5 separate regions of the Homo sapiens genome follow, and regions 1, 3, 4 and 5 are each linked to region 2. A link is a contact called in ENCODE Hi-C data. All regions are on one chromosome and are shown on one strand. The core of a region is the stretch at or near the end of the contact, and the rest is flanking DNA. Distances in the headings are between cores, read along the strand shown. Region 1 holds the start of SAMD13 (sterile alpha motif domain containing 13). Region 2 holds the start of ZNHIT6 (zinc finger HIT-type containing 6). Region 3 holds the start of PRKACB (protein kinase cAMP-activated catalytic subunit beta). Region 4 holds the start of RPF1 (ribosome production factor 1 homolog). Region 5 holds the start of GNG5 (G protein subunit gamma 5).

What was found. A loop is a pair of places that touch in the nucleus more often than their neighbours do. Pooled maps may share reads with other maps.
Region 1: a map of naive thymus-derived CD4-positive, alpha-beta T cell shows a loop between it and region 2 (7-fold over the local background). The contact joins the promoter of SAMD13 here to the promoter of ZNHIT6 in region 2. A Hi-C loop is called at or near these places in 1 of 168 maps with a recorded cell type or tissue (naive thymus-derived CD4-positive, alpha-beta T cell) and 11 of 50 pooled maps.
Region 3: a loop to region 2 is called in a pooled map, with 7 times the contacts of the local background. The contact joins the promoter of PRKACB here to the promoter of ZNHIT6 in region 2. A Hi-C loop is called at or near these places in 5 of 50 pooled maps.
Region 4: a pooled map shows a loop between it and region 2 (7-fold over the local background). The contact joins the promoter of RPF1 here to the promoter of ZNHIT6 in region 2. A Hi-C loop is called at or near these places in 6 of 50 pooled maps.
Region 5: a loop to region 2 is called in a map of CD4-positive, alpha-beta memory T cell, with 7 times the contacts of the local background. The contact joins the promoter of GNG5 here to the promoter of ZNHIT6 in region 2. A Hi-C loop is called at or near these places in 1 of 168 maps with a recorded cell type or tissue (CD4-positive, alpha-beta memory T cell), 1 of 37 single-sample maps with no recorded cell type and 11 of 50 pooled maps.

What each region holds. Positions count from the first base shown.
Region 1 is chr1:84,300,402-84,303,108 of GRCh38, forward strand. SAMD13 (sterile alpha motif domain containing 13) reads left to right here and starts at 1,307. Exons shown (of 4, transcript NM_001134663.2): 1 at 1,307-1,400.
Region 2 is chr1:85,707,183-85,709,882 of GRCh38, forward strand. It overlaps ZNHIT6 (zinc finger HIT-type containing 6), which reads right to left and starts at 1,251. Exons shown (of 10, transcript NM_017953.4): 1 at 447-1,251. The coding sequence starts at 1,102. RefSeq lists enhancers at 508-1,341, 1,044-1,403, 1,342-2,174.
Region 3 is chr1:84,142,695-84,145,537 of GRCh38, forward strand. It overlaps PRKACB (protein kinase cAMP-activated catalytic subunit beta), which reads left to right and starts at 1,577. Exons shown (of 10, transcript NM_182948.4): 1 at 1,577-1,854. The coding sequence starts at 1,668. RefSeq lists a silencer at 1,596-1,645.
Region 4 is chr1:84,478,014-84,480,908 of GRCh38, forward strand. RPF1 (ribosome production factor 1 homolog) reads left to right here and starts at 1,253. Exons shown (of 9, transcript NM_025065.7): 1 at 1,253-1,496. The coding sequence starts at 1,269. RefSeq lists enhancers at 914-1,474, 1,670-1,829.
Region 5 is chr1:84,505,285-84,507,984 of GRCh38, forward strand. GNG5 (G protein subunit gamma 5) reads right to left here and starts at 1,297. Exons shown (of 4, transcript NM_005274.3): 1 at 1,152-1,297; 2 at 727-1,017. The coding sequence starts at 807. SPATA1 (spermatogenesis associated 1) reads left to right here and starts at 1,102. Exons shown (of 14, transcript NM_001397487.1): 1 at 1,102-1,134. RefSeq lists silencers at 563-692, 943-1,022.

The DNA.
Region 1 (2,707 bases), core at 57-2,556, 1.4 Mb before region 2:
TTTTTGACCTTGAAATTCAGGTTCCAAATTTAGATCAAAGGTAATCTCCTAATGTCCTAAAAGATTATTTTTAAAAAGGGAAGCAGGCAGCTTTTTCCTCAGATTCTACCTGAATTCTACAGGATATTACAGCAAGTGATAACTTTTTCCAGGATCTTTCTGGGGAACCTGTGTTCTGTGCCCTGTCTTGAGTGGTTTTGTTGACCATCTTGACCTAAAAGTGTCCAAATGTTGATTGATGTTTATTTCAATGAAGAGGCAACCATGTATGTTTTCTGTGTATGTGCAGAACATTAATGGGATGAGATTATTCTCCTGGAAAAGTGGTTTAAGCCAAGCAAGGGAACTGTGAGAATGACCAGGGTAACTTAAACAAAAGATCTTGCCCAGCCTCTCTGCTCCACCTCCCAGTTTTCTGATTTGGTATTTAGGATGATGGCGGGAGAGACTATGAATTTTGGGGTGGGCATAATGTCTTTCTATTCATATGTAACTAATATAGTACCGGGTACTCATAGATTGTAAGTGTTGGTTAAATTTCTTGAATTATGCTTTTTGTCCAACTGGGATAAACAGTTAAAATTAAACCTCCCAGAACTAATTGTTTTCGTTTTGTAGAATAAGGTTTTGTTTGTTTCAGTTTGAATTTTTGCTGGCTTCATTTGGCAGGATAAATGCCAAAATAAAAGAATGTGGGCGTTTTCAGGAGATCTGGTCATCTATTTTGCATCCTTTCCGAAATATGTTACTTCCTGCATAATGAAGTAAAAGGATTTGCTGCTGGGCAGTGCTTTCCTTATTCTCACAAAGAGATTACTTAAAAGCCAGCCCTGGGAACTTTGTCCATGAATCTCTATTAGGAAAAAAAGAGTAACATGGGACTGCAGCTTCCGAGTGTTCTCTGGTTATAGCCCATAAGCACTGGCTTCTCACTCTTATTTTTCCCTCTGGGGAGAAAAGGAAATAGTTTGAAACATGACATTCATGCTCAGAACAACAGCTAAGACCTATCATGCAGCAACAATGAAGGGGAGGGAGAAAATAAGAAGCTATTGAGACAGCTTGTTTTTCTTTGTACAAGACAGGTGCAGGGAGAATTCTGCAGGTTTTGGACTCCTTACTCATTTCTTGCACTAATTGTGCTGAAGGTAGTTAGCAAAAGTGAACAGGCACACTGTAGCTTTAAAAAGTCAGCCATGAACCAGAAGGCAGTTGGTGCAGCTTGTGTGTGATTCCTAACGTCATGTTGGCTGAGAGCCAGCCTGGTTTTATTTCACTGTGTCAAATTGTACCTCCTTATTGAATTCCTTTGCCAGCCTACTTTGTGAAAGAAAACATTGGGGTTTCTTTGGCTGTTCTTGATAAGCCTATAAAAAATGATATTTTTTAGTTGCTTATAGGTAGGTTTTCTTTTTACTCTTCCACAGAAAAGAAAATAATAGTAATAATAATAAGACAATGTAGTGTGGTGTTGCAGAGTATCATTGTGAGTGTTTTGTTTTGTTTTCTGAGATGCTTAGAAAATGGTGAATGTGTAACAGTTTCCAACTGAAGTGAAATCATATTCTGTTAGCATGGAGCAGCAGCACTATCTTCCTGTCTACTCTCTAACGGTGTGTGAATGTATGCTAATATCTATATATATATATTAAATGTTGGATTTCTCTATCAATGATCTAAGTGGTTTGCAGCTGGAAGTTTGTGTGTATGTGTGTGTTTCAGGAGTGAAAATTATCCCACACTTACAGTGTTATTTGTTAATCATCTACTTCTCTAACAGTGATAAAATCTTGCGAATATACTAAATGATGCACTTGCCATGTCAGAGTAATCCCTAGAGAAGGAGTGCCGAAGTATAAAGTGATTTGAGTGGAAATGTATTTAATTTATGGCTTCAGCTGAATAAGAGCAAACACGTTTCGGGACTGTTTCTTCCTTTTTTTTTTTTTTTTTTCTTAAAGCAGTTTTGTTCGTAGCTTTTTCATTTTGCTAATTGCATATTAATTGTGGAAGGCTTTTAATTTTCCACAGCCCTCATCCTACTAAACAAAAAGACAGAGTGATGGATGCTACAATATCTCCTTAAATGTTTTGATGATTTTTCATAAATCTAATGAGTTACCTACTCTTTCTTACACATACACACACACACACACACACACACACACACACACACCAGCACCACCTTTCTGTGCTAAGGGCTATCTGGCATTTTTTGTGAGCTTCCTGCTTTACCACAGCATGGCCATCTCACAGACGGGTTTTTGAGGCTTTCGTTGAGAATGTGAGGTAGGGGAATACTTGCTGACAAAAGCTTTAAGTGTCCTTCTGCATTGCAATGAAAAAATCTAGGAGCAAGGGGGAGTGGACAAAAAAAAAACCAAACACAATAAGAAAAAACAAATCAAAGCCCATAATGGGAGGGGGGCAGGAAAAGGGGGATTGTTTTTCTCTACTTTGACTCATTTATGAGTTGCAGTGTCTTAAGTGAGAGCTAGGCACCCAGAAGAAGCTGTGCCAGTTCACACAGCACTTGTTTTCAACGAGGATTCAATTTCATTTGCAAATGCTTATTGTCAAGGCAGGGAGTGCCAGTACAGATGAAAGCACCCCAATCCGTCTCCTCCAGTTCTTTAGGTTTAATCACATCTCTCCAATCGCCGAGGGAACTGGAGATTTAAACAAACATACGTGAACTGGTGTGAAG
Region 2 (2,700 bases), core at 1-2,500:
ATATTCACAGCACCCATGAAGAAGCTTGATAATTGAGGTCAAGTGTATTTTTGCCTAGTTTTAACTTAATCTACTTTGTCATTGTTAGTTTTATTAGACTTTCTCATCTCTATTCTCTCTCAAAGGAATACCGAGTAAAGAGCATATTAAGTCAAGCCAGATCCAGTTCCAACTGATCTTTTGGTCCCCAGAATTTCCACTTTCCTAACTTGACCATTACCCATTGGACACTACTAATTTCATGTATTTTCACTGAATTTGTTGTGTTGTCATGTACAACACCCTCCACTTCCCAACCCACCCCCGCGAACGCCGTCTGACTCCAGAAACCCAAACTTGTGCTCATTTTTCATTATTCCACCTTCTCCTGATAGTGTGGTTTCCTTCACTCTAGACATGAGGACTCCACAGCTTTATTCCCCTAAATGGAATCCCCCATGCCCTACCTTGACATGGCCAGTTTCCGCTTGCAGCCCACCGGGTGATTTATCGGAGGCTCTTCTTTCACCTTTGTATCATCCACGATTTCTTTCTTCAGGAAATCCTTCTCTTCTTTTACACACTCTCCATGCATCAATTCCTCTTTTATGCATTGACCAACAAACTTCTCCTCCTGTTTTATCTCCAAGTTATCCTTCTCTTCCTTCACTTCTGACCAGTCCATTACCTCTTCCTTTACCTTCTCTTCCTTTACCTCTGGTTCACCCACCTTCGCTTCTTTTACCACTAAACTACTATCCGTCTCCTGCTTCACCTCCAATACGCCTGCGTTCTCATCCTTCACCTCAGGCCTATCCTCCACCTCCTGTTCTACCCACTGGCCAGCCAACCTGCCTTCTGTACCTGGCCAGTCTATAATTTCCTGCTTCACTACCGTTAGGTCCATCGGTATTTCCTCTGGCCTTTGTCCACTTCCTTCCTCTCCATCCCCTATCTCCTTTATCCCTGTCAGCCCTGTCCCCTCCTCTCCGCCGCCGAACTCCTCCGCCCCTGCTAAGTCCCTTACTCCCTCCCTGCCAGGCTCTGGACTTAGCCGCACCCCCTCAGCTACGCTGTGGAGACCTCCCCCAGACTTCCCTTCATTTTCAGCAGCAAACTCCATCAACTCACGATCCTTGGCCTCTGCTGCCACTCTATCCTTCAATGTGGCTGCTGCACACCAATAGGAGGAATTACCGGTCGGAATACCTACGGCGGCCCACGTGTGGAGCCAAGCAGCCACAAACCCGGAATAGCCTGCTTGACGCGACTGCTCGAATCGCCGTAAAGCTACGCTTTTGCGCCTCGCCCCTTCACGACTTGTAGAGCTCTTTACGGCTCTGCGGAGGCCCTGCCGGATTCTCTGGGCGAACAAGCGTAACTGCGTGACTTGCCCGCTGGGGTTCTCGTCTCCTTCCTGGTTTCCACCACCCTCTTCCCTTAGAGAAGCCTCCTGGGCCACTCCCTGGGCCACCCTCCACGCCCTGCTGGGTGTAAAGAGTGTAGGAGACCGGCAGAGGGAGAGAAGCGAAACCCTTACACTCTGGAAGTGGGAAAACCCACCCTAATCTGTGTTAACCATTAAATCCAATCTTGCATGAAAATGGAGGACACACCTGATGTTATTAGGCCTTTCCAAGCTTTAGTTTCTTAAAGCTATAAACTAGGGACCATGGTATTATTAATATAAATCTCCCAGTGTCATTGCAAAGATTATATGAGATCATGCATGGAAATCAACTAGCAGTGACGGACACAAACTCGATATATAACTGGGAATCCTGATGGGCTTCAAACCGCCTGGTTTCCACCACCCCCTTCCCTTAGGGAAGCCTCCTGGGCCACACCCTAGGCCACCCTCCACGCCCTACTGGGTGTAAACAGTGGAGGAGACCGGCAGAGGGAGAGAAGCGAAACCCTTACACTCTGGAAATGGGAAAACCCACCCTTATCTGTGTTAACCATTAAATCCAATCTTGTATGAAAAAGGACACACCTGATGTTACACCTTTGCAAGCTTTAGTTTCTTGAAGCTATAAACTAGGGAGCATGGTATTATTAATATAAATCTCCCAGTGTCATTGCGAAGATAATATGAGATCATGCATAGGAATCAACTGTCAGTGACAGACACAAACTCAGTGTATAACTGGGAATCATGATGGGTTTCAAGTAGGAAAGAGGGCATTAATTTTTCTTTCCATTCTTTCTAAGTAACAGCCTGCGTCAGGCTATTCCCCATTCCCAGCATTCTGCAGGATTCTCTCAGAGAACATCATAAATATATTAGGCGAAAGTGCCTAATGCCCGGTATTGCTGAATAACATTGCATTGTATGAATGTGGCACGTTTTTTCATGCATGTACCAGTTGGTGGGCATTTGGCTTGTTTCCAGTTTGGGCTATTACGAATAATTCTGCTTCCACATTCATATGCAAGTCTTTGTGTGGACATGTTTACATTTCCCGTTAAGTAAATAACTAGGAGTGGAATTGCTGGGCCATATAAATTTATGTTAATTTTTAAAGAAATGCCCAAACTGTTTTCCAAAGTAGCTATACCATTTTACATTCCTACTGGCTGAGGGTTCCTATTTCTCTACATCCCGGCCAATTCTTAGTATTATCAGTTATTTGATTATAGATGTGTAGGGGTACGTCATTGAGAATTTACATTTCTTTAATGACTAATGATGTTGAACATCTTTTCATCTGCCAACTG
Region 3 (2,843 bases), core at 327-2,826, 1.6 Mb before region 2:
TACATAAAGCTATAAATTTAAGTTTATCTTATAGATACTGTTACATACTTGTTTAGATTGATATGAATTCCATTACACAAAGTATACACAAATGAACTGTTAAATGGCAAAATTCACTAATCAGTGTTTTCTTATTGGCCTTTTATGTAGTCCTAATTTGATTACATTATTGTTCCTATTTATTTTACTTATCAGTATTGTTTCTATTTTTTATGTTTGTCAAACAGTTGGCAGTAAATCTGAAGTAAGATTTTTTTAGATAGATTGTTTTAGATAGACCTTTTTCTTTCTTTCCTTTCCTTCCCTTCCCTCCCCTCCCCTCTGCTTCCAAAGAGAACCACGGAAATTTCTTATCCTTTAGTGTCAAAAAAACAAGTACTCAAAATTTTTGTTAAATGCCACAGGTTACTTTCTTTCCTGAAAATTGACAAGGCAAGTTTTACTTACTTTTAATCAAAAGAGATGTTTTGGCCAGGCGCGGTGGCTCACACTTGTAATCCCAGCACTTTGGGAGGCCAAGGCGGGCGTATCGCTTGAGGCCAGGAGTTTGAGACAACTCCTGACCTGGCCAACATGGAGAAACCCCATCTCTACTGAAAATACAAAAATTAGCCGGGCATGGTGGTGCGCGCCTATAATCCCAGCTACTCGGATGTCTGAGGGGCGAGAATCGCTTGAACCTAGGAGCGGAGGTCGCAGTGAGCAGAGGTCGCACCACTGCACTCCAATCTGGGAGACAGAGTGAAACAACGTTTAAAAAAAAATAGAGAGGTGTTTCTAAGTGAGATCACTAAATCAGGGGTTTAGGTAAGTAGTAGTCTTCAGTGGTAAGGTTTTAAAATTAACATGTCTCAGCCAACTAGAAGGAACTTTTTTCTCTCAATTGAAATTTCTTGCTATGGTGGATTTTATATAATTTAAATCTTGTATTTTGTTCTTTTCAAATTTTAGAATGTTTTAAAATGTACCCCTGGTAATAGACATATGTCAGCAGATTATAAGTTTGATAAGCAATACTGACATACTAAGTGTATGTAGTTCCTGTATGTATTAGGCCTAAATCAATGAATTAGAAACATTCAATTTTTTAAAGTGCTATTTCACATTGTTTTATTTATACGTGTTATAAATTTGTTTTGCAAGAGTTTTTTCATACCCATTTCATACTAGTTTTTTTTTATGAAAAGTTAGCTGCTTATAAGGATTCATAAAATCTGTATATTAGTTGATTTCCTAGAAAAAATACAACCTGTCTTTAGCATGTTGTGTTTGGAGGACAGCTTGGCCTTCAGTTGTTTGCATAGACTTGTCATACATGTTTAACTAGTTTTCTTTTTAAAGAATGTTTAGCCTACTATATATATAAAGCTTTATATTTAATGCTCTCATTAGCCTATATATTAATATTAAAACACCCAAACATAAAGCCTTTTAGGCAGATATTGCAAGTTTTTAAAATCCTCAACTCTAGCTGAAAAGTGTTTTGCTAAGAAAAGCTCAGTAATGTGCTGTTTTATATTAACAGGAAACAGAACAGCAGTAGTGGTTTGAATACCCTGCAAACAGGAAGTTTGACACATGCATAGCTCTTAGCTTCTGTGTAAGAAGTTGTGAGCTCCTTCTGGAAACATTTGCAGTTACATTAAGTAAAGTGTAAATGCACATGAATGGCAGCTTATAGAGAACCACCTTGTAACCAGTATACAGGTACAACTACAGCTCTTCAGAAATTGGAAGGTTTTGCTAGCCGGTTATTTCATAGACACTCTAAAGGTACTGCACATGATCAGAAAACAGCTCTGGAAAATGACAGCCTTCATTTCTCTGAACATACTGCCTTATGGGACAGATCAAGTAAGTTTTGTTTTTTAAATGATACATTATAACTAGCAACTAAAATGGTAATTGGAGTTTTACAATCAAACATAAAGAACCCTCTTTTGTTTGTTGTTTTCTGATTTTCACAAGGACATTTTGCAAGATGAAGTTGAAAGAATTCCATAAAAACTTGATTATAAGTTGAGCTGAATCATTCAGCTTTCATCATTGTATGGTTTTATTTTTGACTAAGTTCAATATCAGTGACAAGATTTTCTATAAAATTCTTACATCATTTCTAATGTACTTTTTTTTGTTGTTCTTACATAAAAATGAAATACTTAAGTTTCAGAAACAACCATCTGTTTACTTCTTAAAATGTCTTGTATTTATAAGCTTTAAACTTTGAAAGGGGCAACAAGACTCTTGAATTTATAATTACATTTCTATTGTGTTTGCCATGGTTTTATTTTTAAATGCATGTGAGAAAGTTATTTCAGTTTTACAAACAGGAATTTCTAAAATAAAACATAATTATTCTATCTAAATTCTTACACTTATAACATTATGGATATCAAAAACTTTATAATTATATTTTATGTTATTTATACATATGACTCAAATGCAGGAAAAGTTGGTTATGCATGAATCACATTCTTTCAGGCATGTTAAAATGTTTGAACTTGCAGCTTTGCTAAAATGGTGCTGGGGAACCATTTTTGGTGCCATACACTCTAAAAGATAAATTGCACATATAAACAATACTAGTGCCGCCATTCTACATCTCACCTTGGACCCTCCTCAAGGTATTTCTGTGACTCCAATTAGAGGAACAATAGAATTACCCTTGAAACTTTTGCCCTCTTTGGTGTGTTTGTTTGATCATCAAATAGCACTAGCGTTTGACTCTTTCTGTTTATGTATTTGGTAGCAGTTAAGGAAGAAAACTCAGCTTAACAACCACAACAGCAAAATCAAGAATGGCTTACAAAATTTACTCCTAGGTTTATACAGCACCTTGACAG
Region 4 (2,895 bases), core at 3-2,502, 1.2 Mb before region 2:
TTTTACTTTATTTTTATTTATTTTTTTGAGAGGGTCTCACCCTCTCACCCAGGCTGGAATGCAGTGGCACCAACATGGCTCATTGCAACCTAGCCTTCCAGGCTCAATGGATCCTACTGCCTCAGCCTCCTGAGTAGCTGGGACCACAGATGTACACCATGCCCAAACAGATATATATATTTTTTTACTTTTTGTAGACATGGGGTCTCACAGTGTTGCCAAAGCTGGTCTTGAACTCCCAGGCTCAAGCAATCCTCCTGCCTTGGCCTCCCAAAGTGCTAAAATTACAGGCATGGGCCACTGCACCAGCCTGATACTTTTAAGATGTTAAGATCATACCATTCTTTTCCTCAAAATTCTATAAGAGATCTTCATCTCACATAAAATAAAAGCCAAAGTCCTTACAAAACTCTACACCACCTGTCCAATCTCAACACTTCTTGCCTTTCCTGGCTTGCTACTGACTAGGAGCATTGGAGCTGGCTGTTTGCTTTGCCAGGACAGCTTTTCTCCTTGATAACCAGCTTTTCTCAGATTAACAGCTCTTCCCTCAGATAACTAGTTTAGCCCATTACCTCCTTCAAACCTTGGCTCAATGTAACGTTTTCAATGAAGCCTACTCTGAGAATCCTATTTAAAATTGCAACGTACTTTGGGAGTCCAGGGCGGACAGATCACCTGAAATCAAGAGTACAAGACCAGCCTGGCCAACATGGTGAAACTCCATCTCTGCAAAAATACAAAAATTAGCCGGGCATGGTGGCACGTGTTTGTAGTCCCAGCTACTCAGGAGGAGGAGTTTGCAGTGATCGGAGATCGTGCCACTGCACTCCAGCCTGGGCATTAAAGCAAGGCTCCGTCTCAAAAAGATGAATGTCTCTTCATCTTCTTTTATCCTGTTCTATTTTTTTTCCATACCATGTCTTACTCTGTAGCTCACCATAATTTATTTGTATGCTCATTTTAGGTTTCCCTCAAGTAAAACGTAAACTAATCCAGGCACGGTTTTTGTTGTTGTTCCATTATTTTGAGGGCTGGGCACATAGATGCGCAAGGAGTGCCCAAACTCATCATCTCACTCTTTATACAGCTGGGCAAACTGCCTAAAGTTTCCTCAAGCCTCAGCTTTACTATTTTCTTGAATGGCTAAAACTCACAAAACACATCTAGCGTCAAAAACTTTGCGACCCCGGAAGTAAAAGGTTAAGGAAGGGGGTCACAGGAGAAGGCTATTTCCGTTTCCGTACGGAAGCAAAGGAGCCAAGACCATGGCGAAAGCCGGGGATAAGAGCAGCAGCAGCGGGAAGAAAAGTCTAAAACGGAAAGCCGCTGCCGAAGAACTTCAGGAGGCTGCAGGCGCTGGGGATGGGGCGACGGAAAACGGGGTCCAACCCCCGAAAGCGGCTGCCTTTCCGCCAGGCTTTAGCATTTCGGAGATTAAAAACAAACAGCGGCGACACTTAATGTTCACGCGGTGGAAACAGCAGCAGCGGAAGGTACGCGAGAGGCGGGGGCTGCCGGGCGCTTGCGCGTTGTTCCTGACGCTTAGGGCGGTCGCGGGGCGCACATCTGTGGTTGTCTGCTGGTCTCAAAAGTGTTCTCTGTGGCTCCGTGGGAAGGGTGGCGTCGCGGCCCACGTGTTCTGGTCCCCTCGCCCTAGTTTGGAGACTCTAGGTTCAGCCTTTTGCCTGAGCGTCAAGGTGGAAGATTATCTTGATAGGCTCTTTCCTGGGACGCTAGATTCACAAGGAAAGCTGTAAGGCCAGTTGGCTTAGTAGTGAAAACTACGCCCTCCTGGCCCAGAAGGCAAAAGTCTCAGCCCTTTGGTCCGTCTAGGTAGCGTTGGTTAATTTGCAGAATCTGAAATGGAGGCAATACGTAATAAATCCAAAATACTGCTTCTCTGATTCCTGCAGGAGCTCCTTACCGAAATTAGTACTGTAAAGTTTCTGGTAATTGTATTTGTTCTTTTCAGCTTTATCCTTATACGTTTCTGGTAGGTAAACAAACTGAAACGTAAAGAGGTTTAAACGACTTGTCAAGGTCGCAGTGCTCATTTCTGGTTAAATTGCAATTGGAAGAAAACGTTTGCTTATTCTTGCACATCGTAGAAGTTCACACAATATTATTATTATGTGTCTGCCTCCTCTTACTGGCCCTTCTGAGGCCCGGGACTGGTTCTTACTCATGTTCAGTGTCAAGGTGCTGTTTCAATACATACAAGGGGCGTTTAACTCATTCTGGTATGCACGTATTGGGGAGGGATGTCCTGGAAGACTTATTGGAGCTATGATTTCTAATCTGAAACCTGGTGGATTGAGGATCAGTAGGTGCTGGGGAAAAAAGAATATTTTTTATTTTGTCAAGCATTCTATCTAGAAATCTCCAGAAGAATATATAGATTGACAATACAAATACAGATAATCTTAAGCCACCTTGCAAGCTCTTACTAAATTTTAGAAGTATATTTTGATTATAAAATATGTGAATAACTGGTGATGGTTTTATGGAAAACAACCTGAAAACTCAGCTCCCATTCCTATTTTTAGTGCTTTTCAAGAGAAGCAAGCAGCATAACCATGGTCGTCTTTAGGATGCCACCAGTTAGGCAAAACAAAACACAGTGGAAACCATCACATACTTTAATTAATTTGAGGCTTTATGGAAAAAGGTTAAGCTACTCAAATTTTAAATGTTCAAACTTGCCAGTTTAGATTTTTTTAAAGGAGCAGGTCTTTGTTAAAGAAATCTTATTGATTGGCCAGCTCATTTGGCTTACAGTAATTTAGGTAGAAAACTCCACGTCCAGATGCTTATTTCAATAGATTACAAAGACCGCCCAGTTCGAGTATTCATAGCATTAGTAATTTGTAGTTTCAGTATGTGTTTGTGATA
Region 5 (2,700 bases), core at 47-2,546, 1.2 Mb before region 2:
ATAAGACCAATAATTACCCACAATAATCATTTTCTCCGGCATGCGGACCAGTCGATATCCCCAAGGTCAAATATGAGCAAACTGTGCCATAGGTATGAAATGCACGCTTTGTTCGAGGTTGTACGGGGCACTGACCGGAACTTTACACTCCAGGATCGTTTCGAAAAATGCTTATTCAATCCACAGTTTAAGTTATGCAATAATTCGCTTAAAAGTATGTGTTCAACGGACAAGAGAAGTTGAAGGTAAGAATTTAATACTAAAGGAAGTAGGTTTGGGAAAGATCAAATGGGAGAAAAGTCTGCTCTGAATCAAAAGTCGGAAAATACCCTGTCCGATGAGAAACAGGAGGCTGGCAAAGTGGGAAAGGAAGGGTGCGGACAGCGCGCGGAGGCGCAGCTGTTGGTGAGACCAGCCGAGAAGGCTGCCAAGGGAGGTAGAGACGGAGGAGGACCGGAATGTCGGCCACGGTTCAACCCAGGGGCCAGCCCGCCTCGGAAAGTCCTGGGGCGGAAGGGCGAACTAATCGTCCCCCTAAAACACAGCGTAGACCCACGCGGCGCCTGCTCTAAAGCTGGCCGCTCCCCGATCGCCGCCGCTGAGCGCGCGTCCTCTCCAGGGGAAGCGAGGGCCGGCGCGTGTCCCGCCCGCCCCCGCCAGCTGGGCCGCCGGATCCCACCCGCCGCCGCCGCCTTCCTCCCGCCTCGGCCGCCCGCCCCCGCTCACTTTTACGCGGTTGAGTCCGGCCTCCAGCCGGAGCTGTTGAACCACTTTCTTCATAGCGGCGACGCTGGAGGAGCCAGACATGGTGCACGCGACGGCCGGGCCGATTCGTGGGTCGGTGGGTCGTGGGCCGTGGGTCGGCGGGGCCAGACAACTCAGCGGCGCGCGGCGGGGGCGGGGCTCCGAACTTTGTCTCTAAGTTTCCGGTTCTGTGCTCAGCGGCTCCACCCTCGGTGCGCATGCGCGCCTTGCCAGCCCTCTGTTCCAGCTCCACACCCGGCCCCGAGCGCGAGCCTGGAGGAGGGGGAGGAGAAGGGGCGGAGCAGTCGGTGGGCGCGGCGGCTGCTGGAGGCTAGCGCGACCCGACTCTTAAGTTTTCTTTTCCTCTCCAGAGGGGCCGATTAGGGAGAGGTAAGGAGAGAGCTTACCGTTAGCCGCGAAGAACTAAGAGGGGGTCTGAAGAGGACCAGGGAGGGAAGGCAGAGCTTGTGGGAGTTTCTAAAAGGCCCGGCGGCGGGTGACCAGGAGGTCTCAGTTTTCCTCCCAGTTTGTGGGAAGGGTTGAGGGAAGTGAGGGGAGATACTGGGTGAGGCGTAGGAGCTACTGTGCACCCGGCGTGAGTCACCCGCACACCCCCGCCCCGTACAGGCGTGTCTCTCTGTGACCCGAGTTTGGCCAACAGGCATTTTCAGTTCCACCCCCAACCCCCAGCCCCGCTGACCCGAGGCGGAGAGCAGGCGCGGAGGTCGCTGTCGCGTACCCAGCGGAGCCGGGCGGGCGGGGAGCAGGGGCGCTGATTCGCTGGAGAAGGGATCTTCTCGAGGTTTGACTTTACTGGCTTCTTAGCTCTTGAATCGGTTTTTCTGAAGGAGATTGTGAAGAAGCCAAGGTGCTGGCTGAAGATTACACCTGTCTGCTCGGTTACCCATTTACTCTGGAGAATTAATGCTTATTGTACTTTTTAAAATAAAACTTATTTTTGTGTTTCCGGAAAGTTTGCTCTTTAGTATTTCCGTTGTAATTTATTACCTCCTGCTTGAAATTGAGTACCAAAGGAGTTTTTAGGAGAGAGGGTAGGGTCTAACCAAACAAAATAGGCTCAGCCAGTAGGTCTTTCTTTCATCCACGGAAATATGTGTGTTATGTCACAGCACTAAGGGCAGATGTTTCCTATTTCTTTTCGGGTAGTCAATCTCCGAATGCGCTGATGTTTTCCATTAATGTTAATAATTTTATCATTAATGGATTTCAAATTTTTTATTAGGGAAGCATGTGTAATTGCACTGGTCAACAAAATCTAATTTATTTACTCAACAGTTTATATCAGTTCGCAAAAATGTACATCGTAAGTTTAGCATTTTACTTAATTCATACGGATGTAATGATTGGGGTTAAAACCAGGGTTTGAATTCTGGCTCTGCTACTTACGGTATTCTTGGGCAAGCCACTTAAGTTACTGAGGCTTTATTTCCTTATTTCAAAGTAAATTATACAGCTTCGTAGAGTTGTTTTTCGGAATGAAATGACATTATATGTAAAAAGAATGTGAAAGCTATCTCAATAAATATTGTCTTTTCCCAAAAGGTATTGTAATTATTTCACCTTTGGTGCTTTGTTGACTGTATAATGCTAAAACGTCATTCATACTTTACAGATTTGTAAGATTAAACACAAGTATCTATTCAAAGAATGATCTGTTTTACAGTAGTTGTAAAATATATCACTGAACTCTTAGAACCGTGGTATGTTAATGCTGGAAGAGATTTTAGGGAATATATGGTCCAATAATTACTTCTGTGAGGGAGACTGTTGAGGAATAAGCAGTGTTTTAGGCCGAAACAGTTTCAGAAAAAAAAAAAATTGTTGCTTTTTTATTAACTGCTGCATTGGGAAACCACAGACTGGAGTGCTGTCTCAAACACCAGGTGTTATTTTTTTGTAGCGTGTGTTTAAAGATTCTATTTAGGATACAAAAGA